Linked DNA regions of Mus musculus: region 2 is linked to region 1. The links are chromatin loops, found by intact Hi-C in ENCODE. Cell type or tissue: left cerebral cortex. All regions are shown on one strand. Links, peaks and the distances in the headings refer to the core of each region. The heading gives the core; the rest is flanking DNA.

Evidence for each region. A loop is a pair of places that touch in the nucleus more often than their neighbours do. Peaks named below come from ENCODE experiments on the same cell type or tissue, not always from the same donor. Only the 100,000 strongest peaks of a DNase experiment are listed, where the experiment ranks them.
Region 2: a loop joins it to region 1, with 2.8 times the contacts of the local background. A loop is called at or near these places in 1 of 42 quality-filtered maps.

The regions. Positions count from the first base shown.
Region 1 is chr12:51,645,970-51,654,409 of GRCm38, reverse strand. It overlaps Strn3 (striatin, calmodulin binding protein 3), which reads left to right. Exons shown (of 18, transcript NM_052973.2): 5 at 1,565-1,738; 6 at 4,180-4,306; 7 at 6,275-6,416. Among named protein-coding and RNA genes, the nearest start is that of Ap4s1, 41 kb to the left of the region's middle. In left cerebral cortex, for the core only: no CTCF peak of the experiment used is centred there; DNase peaks (open chromatin) are centred at 4,376 and 4,676.
Region 2 is chr12:51,747,325-51,755,764 of GRCm38, reverse strand. It overlaps Hectd1 (HECT domain E3 ubiquitin protein ligase 1), which reads left to right. Exons shown (of 43, transcript NM_144788.2): 32 at 662-844; 33 at 1,343-1,550; 34 at 1,637-1,722; 35 at 1,897-2,024; 36 at 3,708-3,909; 37 at 5,307-5,444; 38 at 6,754-7,361. Among named protein-coding and RNA genes, the nearest start is that of Strn3, 60 kb to the right of the region's middle. In left cerebral cortex, for the core only: no CTCF peak of the experiment used is centred there; no DNase peak of the experiment used is centred there.

The sequences.
Region 1 (8,440 bases), core at 71-8,070:
GGTAGGAACTCAACTCAGGTCCATTGTGAGAGCAGCAAGTCCTTCTAACCACTGAGCTCCAGACCTTAGTTAAAATTTTTGAGGAGGGGGCTGGTGAGATGGCTCAGTGGGTAAGAGCACCCGACTGCTCTTCCGAAGGTCCAGAGTTCAAATCCCAGCAACCACATGGTGGCTCACAACCATCTGTAACAAGATCTGACTCCCTCTTCTGGAGTGTCTGAAGACAGCTACAGTGTACTTACATATAATAAATAAATAAATCTTTAAAAAAAATTTTTTTTTTTTGAGGAAACTTTTGATACTACTTTGTTGATGTACTAGAGATGATGACTCTATGGCAATTTCTGTTTATTGTTTTTTTTTTTTTTAATCTAGTAGTTCTTTTTCTTTTTTCTTTTCTTTTTTTCTTTTTTAAGATTTATTTAATTTATATGAGTACAATGTTGCTGTCTTCAGACACCCCAGAAGAGGGCATCCCATCCAATTACAGATGGTTGTGAGCCACCATGTGGTTGCTGGGAATTGAACTCAGGACCTCTGGCAGAGCAGTCAGTGCTCTTAACCCCTGAGTCATCTCTCCAGCCCAGGTTCTTTTTCTTATAGTTGGAAATTTTGCTACTTGTATCCTACTGATAACCCTGGTGAAATTAAAGTCATAGCCTATTAAGTATTTGGTTTAGATGAGTGAACTTTGGAGGAATGGTCTGGAATCTGAGATCCTTGAGGGGGGATTAGTCCATCTATCAATCCCTGGCTGAGAACTTATTCTTTCACATACCTTGAACATGTGAAAATTGTGTATTTGTGCTTACATGTATGTGTATAAATTTACATATCTATTCTTTAAATAGATACTTATATGTGTCTATATAAAGGCATGTAACCTGTGTTTATGTATCTCAAAAACGTTTCAACACTGAGGCTTTTTTAGGTATTGAGATAATTGGCTCTTACTCAATGGTAGTTAGTCATACTCTCCCCTCCCCTTCCCCTCCTCCCTCTTCCTTTCTCTTCTCTTCTCTTCTCTCCCCTCCCCTTCCCCTCCTCCCTCTTCCCTTCTCTTCTCTTCTCTTCTCTTCTCTTCTCTTCTCTTCTCTTCTCTTCTCTTCTCTTCTCTTCTCTCCCCTCCCCTTCCCCTCCCCCTCCCCCTCCCCCTCCCTCTCCTCTCTTCAAGACAGGATTCTCTGGCTATCCTGGAACGCCTATAGATTAGGCTGCCTCTGCATCCTGAGTACTGGGATCAAAGGTGTGCACCACCACACCTGCCTTAATTCATTTTTTAAAAAAGATTGTTTTATGTATATGAGTTTTGTCTGGATGTATACATGTGCACCACATATATGCTGATTGCCTACATAAGTCAGAGGGGAGGGTATAGGATGTCCTGGAACTTAAAGTTGACATCATTCTCTTAGACCTGGAATTAGGCTATAACGAAGCTATTGAGACAAAGAAAAAGTTAATTTGTGTGATTGTGGCTTTTTTTCTTTAATTTTTAATATGATTTGAAGGTGGCAGATGTTAACAATATGTTGAATTTTAGCATTTAATTTTCTCTTGATAGGTATCTTCAGGAAGTAGGATACACAGATACAATATTAGATGTACGATCTCAACGGGTAAGGTCATTACTTGGACTGTCTAATTCAGAGCCAAATGGATCTGTAGAAGCAAAGAATTTAGAACAGATCTTGAATGGTGGTGAATCTCCTAAGCAAAAAGGACAAGAAATCAAAAGGTATGATTTGTATTTGTTGATTAACATCATTTAACTTATGGAAGTCAAAATCAGTGATACAACAGTGGCTTTTCATTGGTAGTCTCATTTTCTTTCCTTTTTTTTTTTTTTAAGATGAGCCAGGTTTTTTTTTTTTTTTTTAAGATTTATTTATTTATTTATTATATGTAAGTACATTGTAGCCGTCCTCAGACACTCCAGAAGAGAGGGTCAGATCTTGTTACGGATGGTTGTGAGCCACCATGTGGTTGCTGGGACTTGAACTCTGGACCTTCGGAAGAGCAGTCGGGTGCTCTAACCCACTGAGCCATCTCACCAGCCCTATATTTTCTATAGTTGCATTTATTGTTAGATATTAAATGAATCTATCAAAGCCACTTTTTTATATATAGTAGTAAAATAGATTATTGTTATTAGCTGTTACTGGAGTAGTTTTGAAATACTTGAAAACATTTTAATAGATTAAAGATACTTATTTGCTGTATAAAAAAAATTGATGCTCACAGTCATCTATAGGATGGAACACAGGGTCCCCAATGGAGGAGCTAGAGAAAGTATTCAAGGAGCTGAAGTGGTCTGCAACCCTATAGGTGGAACAACAATATGAACTACCCAGTATCCCCCAGAGCTTGTGTCTCTAGCTGCATATGTATCAGAAGATGGCCTAGTCAGCCATCATTGGGAAGAGAGGCCCCTTGGTCTAGCAAACTTTATATGCCTCAGTATAGGGGAACACCAGGGCCAAGAAGTGGGAGTGAGTGGGTAGGGGAGCGGGGCGGGGGAGAGTATAGGGAACTTTTGGGATAGCATTTGAAATGTAAATGAAGAAAATATCTAATAAAAAATGTCGGGGGGGGGGAGATTTATAAGATGGATTGGTACCTCTCGGGTTTAGGAACCCTAACTAGATAATGGAAGGGAATGAAGAAATTACAGACATTGGACACATATACACAGGAAAACTGGGATGGCTTCCTGGACACTCTGATGGAGAAGTACATCACCCAGAAAGCTTAGTGTGTTTATTATATAAAACTGAACAAGGAAGTGGGGGTTATGGTGTACAGCTGAATAAGGAGGTTAGCTAGTCTTGGTAAGGAGCAGTCCCCACAGGGGAGCAGTCCTCACAGGGGAGCGAGCAGTCTTCAGGACCTTCATTTCTGGGTTTGGGGGTTAGAAAGCTACTATGGGCATTTCTACACAAACTGTTAGCATTCACAATTGGATCAGAGGAAGGTTTTGCTACCACATTGAGCCTCATCCTGTAAAGGGTTTGCAACCCCCATGGGGCTGAGGTTTAGTCACTCGGGTCTTTTTTTTTTTCTTTTTGTATTTTTGAGACAAGGTTCTTTAGGTGGCTCTGGCTGGCCTATAACTCAAAGATCTTCCTGCTTCTGCCACCCAACCACTGGGTTGATCAAAATCATGCATATGACCACACCAAGCCTGGATCGCTCATGTCAACAACGTACATCTACTCAGAACTTCCTCTGCTCCCCAGAGTGGTATATCTTGTGTAATATATGCTTTATAATTTTAAATATGGGCAGTTCTAATAAATTTAGCTTTTGTGTTTTACTATTTAGCCTTCCAATATTTAGGCTAAAGTATAAGTGGTTGTAAATATTAAAAAAATTGCTAACTTGTTTTTTAAATATTTTTCAGAAATAATAGCATGTTTGATCATTTAATCTTAGTAGATTATTTTTCTTTTTAAAGACTTATTTTTAATTATGCTGGGGTGTGTGTGTGTGTGAGATGGGAGGTTATGTACATATAAGTTGTAAGTGCGTGCAAAGGCTCAAAGAAGGCATTGTATCCATTAGAGCCAAAGTTCATACCATTGTAAGCCACCTGATGTGGGTGTTGGGACCCAAACTCAGGTCTACTGAAAGATCTCTTACCTATAGTCTTACCTGCTGAGCCATTTTCCGTCCCCAGATTTTATTTTCTTATAGCATTTACCTAAAATGTAGACAAAAAGCTTTGGTTGAAACTTATTAAACACAGAACAATCCTTATTTTAATTATAGAGCACAAATAATCTTTAAAGATACTCTAGAATAAAAGTTTTAGGCACTATATTATAATTAAGGTATCTTGAACCAGGAGCCTACTGGGAAAGGAGGATCAGGAGTTAAAGGTTATTTTCATCAACATAATGAGTTGAGACTAATCTGAATTATGTAAGATCTTGTCTCACAACAACAAAAAATTAGGTTGTGTTTGAATTGCAGATGCCACCTTCAAGTAGTTTTAAACTAGGAATTAGAAGGGTCAGAATGTGGATTATTGATTTAACACTTGTCTAGCATGTGTGACATCCTGGGTTCAATTTGTAGTATCACTAGATAACAAGAAGGGTATAGGAATAGAAAGCAGGAAGAAATACCAGAGTCAATCTTTGAAATAGTTGGAATCATCTTTTCTCTTTTCTACAGGCCCCCTGGTGATGTTCTCGAGACATTCAATTTCTTAGAAAATGCTGATGACAGTGATGAAGAAGAAAATGACATGATTGAGGGCATCCCAGAAGGAAAAGACAAACTTCGGATCCATAAGCACAAAGTAGGAGAGTTAACGATATTCCTCCACACAGTGATTTGAACAGTAATTATTTTAGTTGTACTTAAAAGGTTTATAATAACTGCCAGCTCCTACTCCGTTCATGTACATATGGCAGGAATTATGATTTCATATGTTATTCACTAAATGATCTGAGAGAAGGTCTATTTTTAAAGTACTGTCCAGTGGCTTGAAGCTTTTTTTTCTTTTTTCTTTTTTTTTTTAAAGTAGCACTTTGTTTTAGTCAGGGTTTCTATTCCTGCACAAAACATCATAGCCAAGAAGCAAGTTGGGGAGGAAAGAATTTATTCAGCTTAACACTTCCATGTTTCTGTTCATCACCAAAGGATGTCAGGACTGGAACTCAAGCAGGAGCTGATGCAGAGGCCATGGAGGGATGTTCTTTACTGGCTTGCTTCCCCTGGTTTGCTCAGCCTGCTCTCTTATAGAACCCAAGACTGCCAGCCCAGGGAAGGCACCACCCACAGTGGGCTAGGCCCTCCCCCTTGATCACTAATTGAGAAAATGCCTTACAGCTGGATCTCATGGAGGCTCAGCTGAGGCTGCTTTCTCTATGGTAACTCCAGCTTGTGTCAAGTTGACACACAAAACCAGCCAGTACACATTCCTTAATCCTATCCCAACTTGGGGTCACACTGAAGTTTATCTTACAGTATCACATGGGAGAAAAATGAACAGAAACCATGGTGTAGATGCTCCCACCTTGGATGAGAGTCTGATGTATGGGTTGTCAGTATGTGCCAGCATTCTGGCTATTTGGTAAGGATTAATAAATAAAAAATTATTTTCCCTCATACTCTAAGAAGCAAACTTGATGTATTGTAGCAGTAGATGGGGAGTTGACTCTGCTGGACCATTTGTAAACTCTATGCCCCATTTTTAAGCATCAAAGTAGTAATGATCAATATTTCAAGTGTTTGTGCAGTTTTTTTTTTGTTTTTTGTTTGTTTTTTTTAATGGCAAGGGCCGAGGTTGTATGTCAGAGTACTTGACTAGTATGCACCAATTCCTGCCTTCAGCCTCAGCACCACATAAACTGGATTTGGTGGTGCAGCTCATGGAATGTAAGGGTAGGGGATAGAGAGTTCAAGGATGTCGTTCACCTATATAATGAGTTTGAAGTCGTTTGACTTCTTCATACCCTGTCTATCAAAAAAAGGAAAAAAAGTGAGTAAATTCAGTTGTAGTACCCGGAGATTTTGTAGAAATATAGAAAAAAAGCAAGTGTTTGTCAAAAGCTTCCAGTCTACAAAAGCAGTTTCAGCCGTTCTCCAGCTTTTCACAAGTATGATACACTCTGTTGGATAGAGGCTTGCTTTTGTGCTATATAATGTGTATGGAGGAGTGTGTATGTGCTATAGCACATATGTGGAAGTAAAGGACAACTTTGTGCAGTCAGTTTTTTCCTTCCACCTTTATTTGGTTTATTAGGATAAAACTCAGCTCATCACGCAGCTGCTTTTCCTGCTGAGCCATTTCAGAAACCTGGGTTTTTTTCCTTTTCTTACTAGTTTGTTCTGGGACGTAGGTTGCTTTTATTATTTGTTGTACAACTAGTATAAGTTTATTGGTGGTTATTCTGTGTTGCTATGAATCATAGAGCTAGTATACATTTCTCAGTGTCTTCAGCCAATTCAGGATAACTTAATGATTCTCCAGTAGGGATCATCTGTGAGTCTACTATAAAGGACACTCTTGAGTAAAACTTTGGCCTTTTCCAGCACCTCATCACTTGTGTCAGATGTTACAGTTGATCTTCATACAACAATGTTGAACTGTTTATCTATGTCTAGAGCATAGTTTGAGACTTATCAATCATAGGAAAAAGGACAATTGTGGATCTGAATAATTTCAAAGTAGATCTGTAAGTATTGTTAGGTGGAAATACTAAAGGACCTCTTTAAAGTGTAGAATAAAATTATTAATTATTGGCTCATCTTCTCTTTACAGATAGGTAATGAAGGTTTAGCTGCTGACTTAACTGATGATCCAGATACTGAGGAAGCACTGAAAGAATTCGACTTTTTAGTGACTGCAGAAGATGGTGAAGGGGCTGGTGAAGCACGGAGTTCAGGGGATGGTACAGAATGGGGTAAGGGGACACAGAAGTCTGGGGTGGAGGGAAACCTAGCCTTCTCAGGTCCTTATTACTAAACCCTGTGTGGGCTCTGTGTGTATGGTAGCAGGTAAATTAAGAGCAAGAAGTGGTATTGATACTGAGCTATTTGGTTCTAGTTTACTGTTTTTATGACTGAGATTTTTAGTATGTGGCTTTTGACTTCTGAAGTTGATCTTGAATTGAAGTAGTCTGTTGATTTACAAATTTATTTTTTCCCTCTAACAGATCTTTTTAAAGCGAGAATCATTCATTTTTATTCATACCCATCGTTTAATTTTAGGTAATCAAGACTTTAAGAGAATTCCTTGTATGTCCATATGGTGGTGTTACCTGTTCTAAATTCTGGGAAGGAATAAAATTATTAATTCTGATCATAGCCTAACAACGAGCAAGATTTAGTGAGAATATTACACTTATTGCATATAGTGTTCTCTATGTGAATGTTAGGGCCTAAACTTTGAAAGTGATATATAAAGCTAGTAGTAGGCATCCATAATCAAAAGAAAGAAAAGGTCTATCAGTAGGTAAAATGTTTCAAGGTAATAGTTCTGGTTGTGGTAGAACTCAAGTGTATTTATAGAGCTTTTCTGAGGTTTGTTTAATATACTTTATAATATATATATGTGTGTGAAGAAAAACACACTTGGACTGAGTGTTGGTGGTTTATACCTTTAGTCCCAGCACTCAGGTCTCTTGAGTTCAAATCTCCCTGGGATTTTCAGGACAGCAAGGGGTATACTGTGAGAAATCCTGTCTCAGCAAACCAGAAAACAAACCACATTTCAGAGTTTTTTATTTGTTTGTTGTTTGTTTGTTTTTTAATGTTGGAACTAGGGGGATAGCATTTCTCTCTCAGAGGAGAGGACCAGCATTTGGCTCCTAGCACATATGTGGGGCTTACAGCTACCTGTAAGTCCCATCTTCAGGATCTTGCACTCTCTTCTGTCCTCTGCAGGGATCGGCATGCATGGATGTATGAAAACACATATAAATAAAAATGAAGTAAATCTTTTTTAGAGAGCCTCATTTATGTATTGAAATGGAACATTGCTAATAGGAGAGACAAACCTATAAATACTATATTTTTTGACTTAGTATAAAAAGCAATTACTTAAAAGATTTTAATTACTACTCTTCTCATTTATAGCTCAAAGCATCATTTTTAATTTAAGTAGAAATAGAAGGGGCATAGTAATTGAAACTATAAACATTTACTGTCTGGGTTTGGACATATTTGTACCTTCCTAAAATGCTATATTTTCAGAGATTACTTATTTATAAGAGAAATAGTAAAAGGGAAAAAAAAAGTTTATATCCAGCCTTTGTATTATTCTTATAACTTCAAAAGTACGATTTTTTTTTTCAGAAGATTTGTTATGTAAAAGTTTAAATTATACAAACATTTTAAAGTATATATATATTAGGGACCATAAATAAATGTCATATATAAAATTAGAAATCACCTACAGTATTACAGAGATATTCATTAAATATATGAATATATATACATATATATGTGTATATGTATAATTTACTTATTAGTTAAAGGTTTGTACAACATCTGTTCGGCTAAATCTTGGCATACAACCATTTCTTTTTCCTTTAACTAAAGTTGCTATAATTTTAATTTTTAGAACAAAGGAAAAACAGTTGAGAAATTGATATGAAATAGAATTATTTTTTTTAATGATGTCATATGCAAGTAATTAGTATTTTGTTCAGAGAATTTGGCTGTGGAGTTATAAAGAGGACTTGATTTTTGAGTAACAGCTCTTGATCGTCATTTTCTTTTTAAGTGTAAATAACCAAGAAAGTCTCTTAGTATCAAACAAGACTGTAACTTTAAAGTGTGTTATATGCATAGTGATCTAAGCAGCTTCTATATAAAAGCAAAAATGATCTATGCAATGTTTGTGAAATTCATTTACTCAACAGCTATTATGTTCATTTTTTTTAAACTAAGAGGATGCATGTAAAAATCACTACCGTTATATTTA
Region 2 (8,440 bases), core at 65-8,064, 100 kb before region 1:
CCTATTCTCAAATGGGACATTTTGTATTTCTCTTTGGCTAGCTTATTTCTTTTCATTCTAGATATGCATAAGAGTGATTACTAATATTTATAGGACAGAGTCAATGCTAGATTGTCTTGAAATCTCCTCTGGCAAGGCATTAATCTAAAACTAATTTTGCCTCAGGCAGATTTTCAGGAGAAGAGCAAAAGGCAACCACATTCTTAGTGAAAACATCACAAGGGCAGTCTCGACTCCACTTACTAATGTTATTTTCCTTGAGGAAACTTTTTGAGCTGAGAGACTGGAGTGGGTGGGTAGAGGGAGGGAGGGAGGGCAGAGAGAGACAGAGAGGAGAGAAAATGGGAATGAAAATAGGTCCTGGCATAGGCTCATAGCTCACCCCTAGTGACACACTTCTTCCAACAAGGCCATACCTCCTAATCCTTCTAATCCGACCACAGAGTTCTACTCCCCAGTGACTAAGGATTCAGATATATGAACCTTTGGGGGCCATCTTACTCCAACCAACACGGAGAGAAACAGTTGAAGAGGAAGGGAGCTAACCCTGAGTTACTGAAGTTAGATTAAGTGCATGATCTCAAAGCTCGTCTTGCAATGCATGCGAAGCGTCATAGACCGTATCACTGGGAAGGCCAATGTTTGGTTTTTCCTGTTGTAGGGTTGCTGGTCTATAGAGCATGTGGAACAGTACCTTGGCACTGACGAATTACCAAAGAATGACTTGATAACCTACCTGCAGAAGAATGCAGATGCCGCTTTCCTGCGCCACTGGAAATTAACTGGCACTAATAAAAGTATTAGGAAAAACAGAAATTGTTCTCAGCTTATAGCTGCATATAAGGTATATATTGCATTAAAACATTGGTTTGAGTGGAATGGCTTTGAGCTTTGTTTTAGTTTGAAAACTGAGGGTCTAGGGCACAGTTCAGTGATAAGAGTGCTTACCCAGCATGCATGAGGCCTTGGGTTAGATTCCTAGCACAAGAAAGAAAGAAAGAAAGAGAGAGAGAGAGAGAGAGAGAGAGAGAGAGAGAGAGAGAGAGAGAGAGAGCATAAAGGAATGGCAGTATGGCTACTTTTCTTTAGAGTTTGAATGAGCATGGTTTATGTGTCTGTTAAAATTACAAATGCTGCCTGTGGCCTTGGATCTGAGCAAACCAAAGCTTGTCTTGGTTTCATTATCTTTGGCAGTGTGAATGGCTTTGAATAAAGTTTTGTCTTAGGTGATAATGTTTATTTCAAACAAAGAAAAAAATTCAACAGTCATATTAATATTAAGAATAATAAGCGTTTTTCTTGAAAAGAGATTAATTGCTAATTTTGTTATTTGTTTGTTCAGGATTTTTGTGAGCATGGAACAAAGTCTGGATTAAACCAGGGGGCTATTTCTAGTCTTCAAAGTAGTGATATTCTTAATTTGACAAAAGAGCAGCCTCAGGCTAAAGCAGGCAACGGGCAGAGCCCCTGTGGAGTAGAGGACGTCCTTCAGCTTCTGCGGATTCTGTATATAGTTGCAAGTGATCCTTATTCAAGGATATCCCAAGAAGGTCTGTAAGAAACCGTCTTTTATTTCTATCTCTGATAGGAAAGAAGTCATTTTTAATTTTATTAATTATGTTAATTAATTTTACAGATGGCGATGAGCAGCCTCAGTTTACTTTTCCACCTGATGAATTTACAAGTAAAAAAATCACCACAAAAATTTTGCAGCAGATTGAGGTAATGTAGTTGCATGCAGACCTTTGGTGTACCGTCCTTGGTGTGCCTTGTCCCCTTGTGCCTCTGATTAGCTCTTCTTTCATTCTTTAGCAGTAGAGCTCACATAGTCTTTGTGTTCACTATAAATTGCATCTAATGCCTCTTAGCGCTAATGTGTTTCGTGTTAATTTGCAGGAACCGTTGGCACTGGCCAGTGGGGCTCTGCCAGACTGGTGTGAACAGTTAACCAGCAAGTGTCCTTTCCTGATCCCATTCGAGACGAGGCAGCTTTATTTCACCTGTACTGCATTTGGTGCGTCCAGGTAAGATATGGAACTTATGCTGATAGAATAAAGATGGTTTTCATTATAGAGGCTCAAAATATGCAAGTATACTGCTAAGATTGATGGAGGGACTGCATTGTCTTTAGTTTTGGTGACGCATTGTCAATACCTAAAAGTTTTCCATGTTCAGTTGAATACATATATATGCTCTGTTGGTACAGCATGGATTGCATCAGTCTATACAGCGTGGGGTTGTAGCATCAGTTTTTATTTCTTAACACTCCAGTTTCTTTGTAACTTACCTAGATTATTGTCAGAATTCACAGCCACATAAGACTGAATGTTGGCAAATAGCCTTTTTTTTTTTTATTTAGCGCAGAGTCTAGCCCAGGCCTAGGAATGCCAGCTGGACAGGTGCTCAGTCATTGCGCAGTGGCCCCTCTTTTTGCAGATACTGTCTGGGTCTGATGACTGCTTTCTCCCTGCGTCCCTGTATGGCGTGTTTATTAATTTTGTTCTGTCTTCCTCCTCTAGACCACAGTTCCACAAGGGCAGGGCTTCTATACCCTTTTGTTAGCTATTGTAGTTGAAGTTCTTGAAACAGTGTGTATGGTAGATGTTAGATATATTGTGGAATGATTTTATATCTCACCTATTCTGGCAAAGTAGGTATAAAATCATAATTTTATACCTACTTTGTGATTGTATCTCTAGTCTTACTGAGTTACAGTTTTCTGCCGTTTAATAACATTCAAAAAACATTTATAAATATTAGTCTCTGGGCCTGTTGTGATAAATGGCATTGCTTATGATTTGTAGGAAGTAGGTAAGGAGACTGATTCTTAAGCCCTTAGTTGTCTGCTACCCACTGCATGTGTGTGCATGTGTTCTCTCCTGCACTCACGCTTACATACATCTTCTCTGACTGTCACACACGCAGTTAATAAAAGGAAATGAAAAGAAAGTGGTATCTTAGTAGGTAAGATGCTTGCCACCAAACCTGAGAACTTGAGTACAATCCCTGGAACCCATGTGGTAGAACCAGAGAACTAACTTCTGAGAATTGCCCTCTAATCTCCACATGCATATTCACACACACACACACACACACACACACACACACACACACACACACACAAAAATCCTAAAAATAACTACCTTAATGGTGGTTGGTTGTTCAGAGTAATAAAGATAGCATAACCACTTTTTGGCTTCTCTAACACTGTCTTTATGTATTATATAGTGCTTGAACCATAGACCTATAATTTTATTTAATTGATATGAAAGGAACTATATCACCAGTTCTTTCTGCATTCGTTTAAGAAGATTATAATAAAATGAACTTAATAAATTGTTGCTTAAAAAAATTGACTACTTAGACCTATTGGCTTACAGCTATAATCCCAGCACTCAGGAGTCTAAGGCAAGAGGACTGTTAAGAGGCCAGCATGAGCTACATAGTTCCAGGCCATTCTGGGATATCATCAGACACGTCTCAAAAAAACAAACAGAAAATTACCGACTGAACACATTCTTAAGATTCTAACTGAGCAGCACAGCATTGTGTATCCATGATCCTGGGAACTAGGTGACAGATATAGAAAAGCCTGTCTCCAAACAACATTTAAAAAAAATTGAAAACCAACCCTCCCAACATGTACCTTCTACTGCTAGCTTAGCAGTCCACTCAGCTGCTATAAGGACTCTGGTATTGTGTTTCAGAGCAATAGTGTGGCTACAGAACAGGCGGGAAGCCACTGTGGAGCGAACTCGGACCACGAGCAGTGTACGGCGAGATGATCCTGGGGAATTTAGAGTGGGTCGCCTCAAGCACGAAAGAGTGAAAGTTCCCCGTGGAGAGTCTCTGATGGAGTGGGCCGAGAATGTCATGCAGATACACGCAGATCGGAAGTCAGTTCTCGAGGTGAGGAGCCGCCTATAAAGCAGGGGTTCTGGGTTTGCTTTTATGGAAAAGAATGCATGGGAACCAGGTGATCTGTGTAAAGCCACGGCAGGAAAACAAGGAGAGGGTTTCTGTGACCTTTGCAGAAGTTTTCTCCTTGGCAGAGTGGCTCAGAATGCTTGCCCTCCTCTTCTCTTGATAGCAGAGCCTGGGTTGTGACTTACCTAAGTTGGGCTGAATTCTTTCTGTCCAGCTAAATTCTAGCCTTCTGTTACGCTGTGCTGTTAGATAAGCTGTGTTTTTGGAGCAGATTGTTTGCAGTATTACTTTATTCCTTGTGGTGCTGGGTTGAGCTGTCAGCACTAGCAGGCACAGGTAAGGAGTTCTAAAGAAGAAGGCCACATGAAGACCTTGAATGTCTATGCAAGCCCGCAAATGCTGTTCTGTTCTGCCAAGTGATAAGGCAATGCAAAGCAATCTTTGGATGTCTGCATAACATGCTACAGAACCAAAAGAAGCAGCTTCTGTCCTCGTAACAAGCAGGTGGTCACTCTTGTACACTTTTGGGTGGGAGTCAGTGAGTCAGGGTTACTGGGAACTTCCTTACCTTCCAGGGACCGGAGTCAGAGACAAAGGCGGCTGACTACCAAGATGGATGCCTAGGATAAAGTGGAGCTTCTCTAGCTTTTGCATCAGCTGTGATGTCTCTAGATGTCTTACTTCTTCTTCTTTATATACTAGATTTCTTTGCTTCTAGACTATTCTTCCATCACATTTCTTCCTAACTAAATATTTTTTAAACTTTTTTGTTTTGAGATTTGCTATATTAAGTTTTTGTGAATTTTTTCTTATCATTTTTTTATCAGTGTTTTCAGAAACCTTCAAGGTGATTGCTTAAAGTCACGATAACTTGAAGAATGTAGGCTTTGGGTCACAAAAACCCAGGTAGAAAAAAGACCTGTCTATCACCCTTTCCTCAAGCAAATAGCGGAGCCACTTTATCTGAGATTTGATTTTCTCTGATGGAAAGAAAGGTCAGATTTAATTATTCTGGTGAGTTGTGAGATAAAATCTCCACAGTTGTTATGAGAAGTAATTAATGTTTGCACAGTACTCAGTGTGGTGTCTGATGGCCCAAGAATGTCAGATGACAAACTTTAGAAAACTCAGAATCCTGCGGGGCCGTGGTGGCGAATGCCTTTAATCCCAAGCCCCAAGACGCTCCAAGCGTGTGGCAGCACAGACCTTAGAGATAGAGGCAGGCAGACCTCTGAGCTCAAGGCCAGCCTGGTCTAAAGAGAGTTCCAGGGCATCCAGGACTACAGAGAGAAACTCTGTCTTGAAATGAAAGCACCAACAAGAAATCTCAAAATGTTACACTTAGTGACCCTGTCTTTATCATTCTTTTGTCGTTTTAGGTTGAATTTCTAGGAGAAGAAGGAACTGGCTTGGGACCCACTTTAGAGTTTTATGCTCTTGTGGCGGCTGAGTTTCAGAGGACTGACTTGGGGACTTGGCTTTGTGATGATAATTTTCCAGATGATGAATCTCGTCATGTGAGATTGGTTTCTTATCTTGTGTTTTGAGTTATTACTGCTTCTACAAAATGTTAAAGTAGGCTATGCTTTTAGATCATGAGCCAGGTTTTTTGCCTATACTTGCTGGCTTGTTTGTTTGTTTTTTAAAATATATCTACTTTATTTTATATGTATGAGTGTATTTTCTGTATGTACAGTACTCAGATGTATGTGTGTGTGTGTGTGTGTGTGTGTGTGTGTGTGGTGGTGGTGGTGTGTGTGTGTGTGTGTGTGTGTGTGTGTGTGTGTGTGTGTGTGTATGTACTATATGCATGCCTAATGCTGGGGGAGATGTGGGCATTGGATTACTTGGAGCGGGAGATATGGATGGTTGTGACCACTATGTGGGTGCTGAGAACTGAGCCCAGGTTCTCAGCAAGAGGAGCGTGTGCTCGTGCTTTTGACTGCTGAGCCAGCTCTCCAGTCCACCCCTCCTTCCAATACTGAACCTCGGAGATCCCTTTTTAAGTTAAATGGGGGGAGGGAGGCCAGAGGACAGCTTTCAGCAGTTGGTTCTCTCCTAGTGTATGTAGGTTCCAGGGATTAAACTCAGGCCAGTAGGCTTAATGGTGAGTGCTTTACCAACCGAGTCATCTTGCCAGCCAGCTTTTTATTTCTTTAAACATTTTTTTACTCACTTTTAAACTTTTTGTTACATCTGTGTGGACAAGTGCATGTATGTACCACTCATGCCATGCTGCATGTGAAAAGCAATGTGTGGGAAGAGTGTTCTCTGGTTCTACTGTGTGGGTCACAGATGCTGAACTCAGGTGACTTTAATGGTAGTAGCTCTTACCCAGCTAGACAGTTGGCAGCCCTAGTTATTGTTTTTTGGGGACAGGGTATTAATATTTGCCCAGGTTGGCCTCTACTTTTATAACTAAATAACCTTAGTGCCATTAAAATATTTCTAAAGGAGCTTGACGCGGTGGCGCACGCCTTTAATCCCAGCACTTGGGAGGCAGAGGCAGGGGAATTTCTGAGTTCAAGGCCAGCCTAGACTACAGAGTGAGTTCCATGGCAGCCAGGGCTATACAGAGAAACCCTGTTTCGAAAAACAAAAAAAAACAAACAAACAAAAAAAAAGTGTGTATATATATATATATATATATATATATTTCTAAAGGATTAAAGTTGGTTTCCAAATTAATTAACATGCATGCATCTTCAGATGACAAAATTTGAAAAGATGTTTGATGTTTGTGATTCTTTTGTATGGCAGTTGGGAGGTTTGGTTACTATCTTATTTACTTGGCTATGTATTAATGTGTCGTTTTCCTTTGTGAAGGTTGATCTTGGAGGTGGATTGAAGCCTCCAGGATACTATGTACAGCGGTCATGTGGACTGTTCACAGCGCCATTCCCACAGGACAGTGATGAGCTTGAAAGGATCACAAAACTCTTCCATTTCCTTGGGATTTTCTTGGCCAAATGTATTCAGGACAATAGACTGGTGGACTTGCCTATCTCTAAGCCTTTCTTTAAACTTATGTGCATGGGCGACATTAAAAGCAATATGAGCAAACTAATCTATGAGTCCCGCGGCGACAGAGACTTGCACTGTACTGAAAGTCAGTCGGAAGCTTCTACAGAAGAAGGCCATGACTCCCTCTCAGTGGGAAGCTTTGAAGAGGATTCAAAATCAGAATTTATCCTCGATCCCCCTAAGCCCAAACCCCCAGCCTGGTTTAATGGGATTTTAACTTGGGAAGATTTTGAACTAGTAAATCCTCACAGAGCCAGATTTTTAAAAGAAATTAAAGACCTTGCTATTAAGAGGCGCCAGATTCTAGGCAATAAAAGTCTTTCTGAAGATGAGAAGAACACAAAGTTACAGGAACTCGTGCTCAGGAATCCATCAGGCTCGGGACCTCCACTGAGCATCGAGGACTTAGGGTAAGAGTTTGTGTACATTCTTCAACCTAACAAATGAGGAAAGCTAAAGGTTTCTGTTTCTCTGTCCCTATGAATCTGTAGGCTGTCAGTGAAGTCTAGGGCAGCGATAGACTATAGCAAATGCTGATTGTCTGTTTGAATATGTATGGCTTCTTTGGTATGATACTTTGCTAGTGTCTGTAAGGCCCTGGGTTGGGTCTCCAACACCGCCTAGAACCTAGCCTGGGGACATATGACAAAATCCCAGCGCTGGGAAGGCATAGGCAGGAGAATCAGAAATTCAAGGTTATCCTTGGCTATATAGAAAGTTTGAGGCCAGCTTGGGATACATAAGACATTGCTTAAAAAACAAAAAACAACAACAAAAAAACAAGATGAAAACATTAATCATTTTATTTTGGAAGGATTATCTGATTTTTCAAATATGATATATTGTGTGTTGTATACAAAAATTCAAAGCCAATATTTGGGCAACTTACATATCATGTAAAGGTCAAAAATGATTGGCATTTATTTATTTACTTACTTATTTATTGGCTCTATCAGCCAATAAATGCTACAGCTATTGATAAATTTCTTTCCTGTATATATAATTGTTATACCTTCAAGTACTGTCATATATTCTTTTTAATGTTTCCTAGTGATTGTAAGAAACAGTGTTTGGTTCTGCACTCATGCTACATGAGTGTTTCAGTCATAAATGGACCACATAAACAAGGTTGCTACCATACAATTAGCATGGATTTAAAATTCTGCCACTTGGTCTCTTCGTCATCTCTTTCCTATGTTAATCTTTTTGTTGAAGGATTTATCTCATGTATATGAGTAATTTATCTGTATGTACACTTGCATGCCAGAAGAGGGCATCAGATCATTGTATAGATGGTTGTGAGCTACCATGTGGTTGTTGGGAATTGAACTCAGGACCTCTGAAAAACTGGACAGTGCTCTCTCGAGCCTCTGTTTACCTGTTTTTAATCAGGGACAGTTACCATTGTAATACACTTGTCTACAGTATTCAGCAAAGTAACATGCTGTACAGGTTTGTGGCTGAGCAGTAATGCTTTGTCATGGAGTCT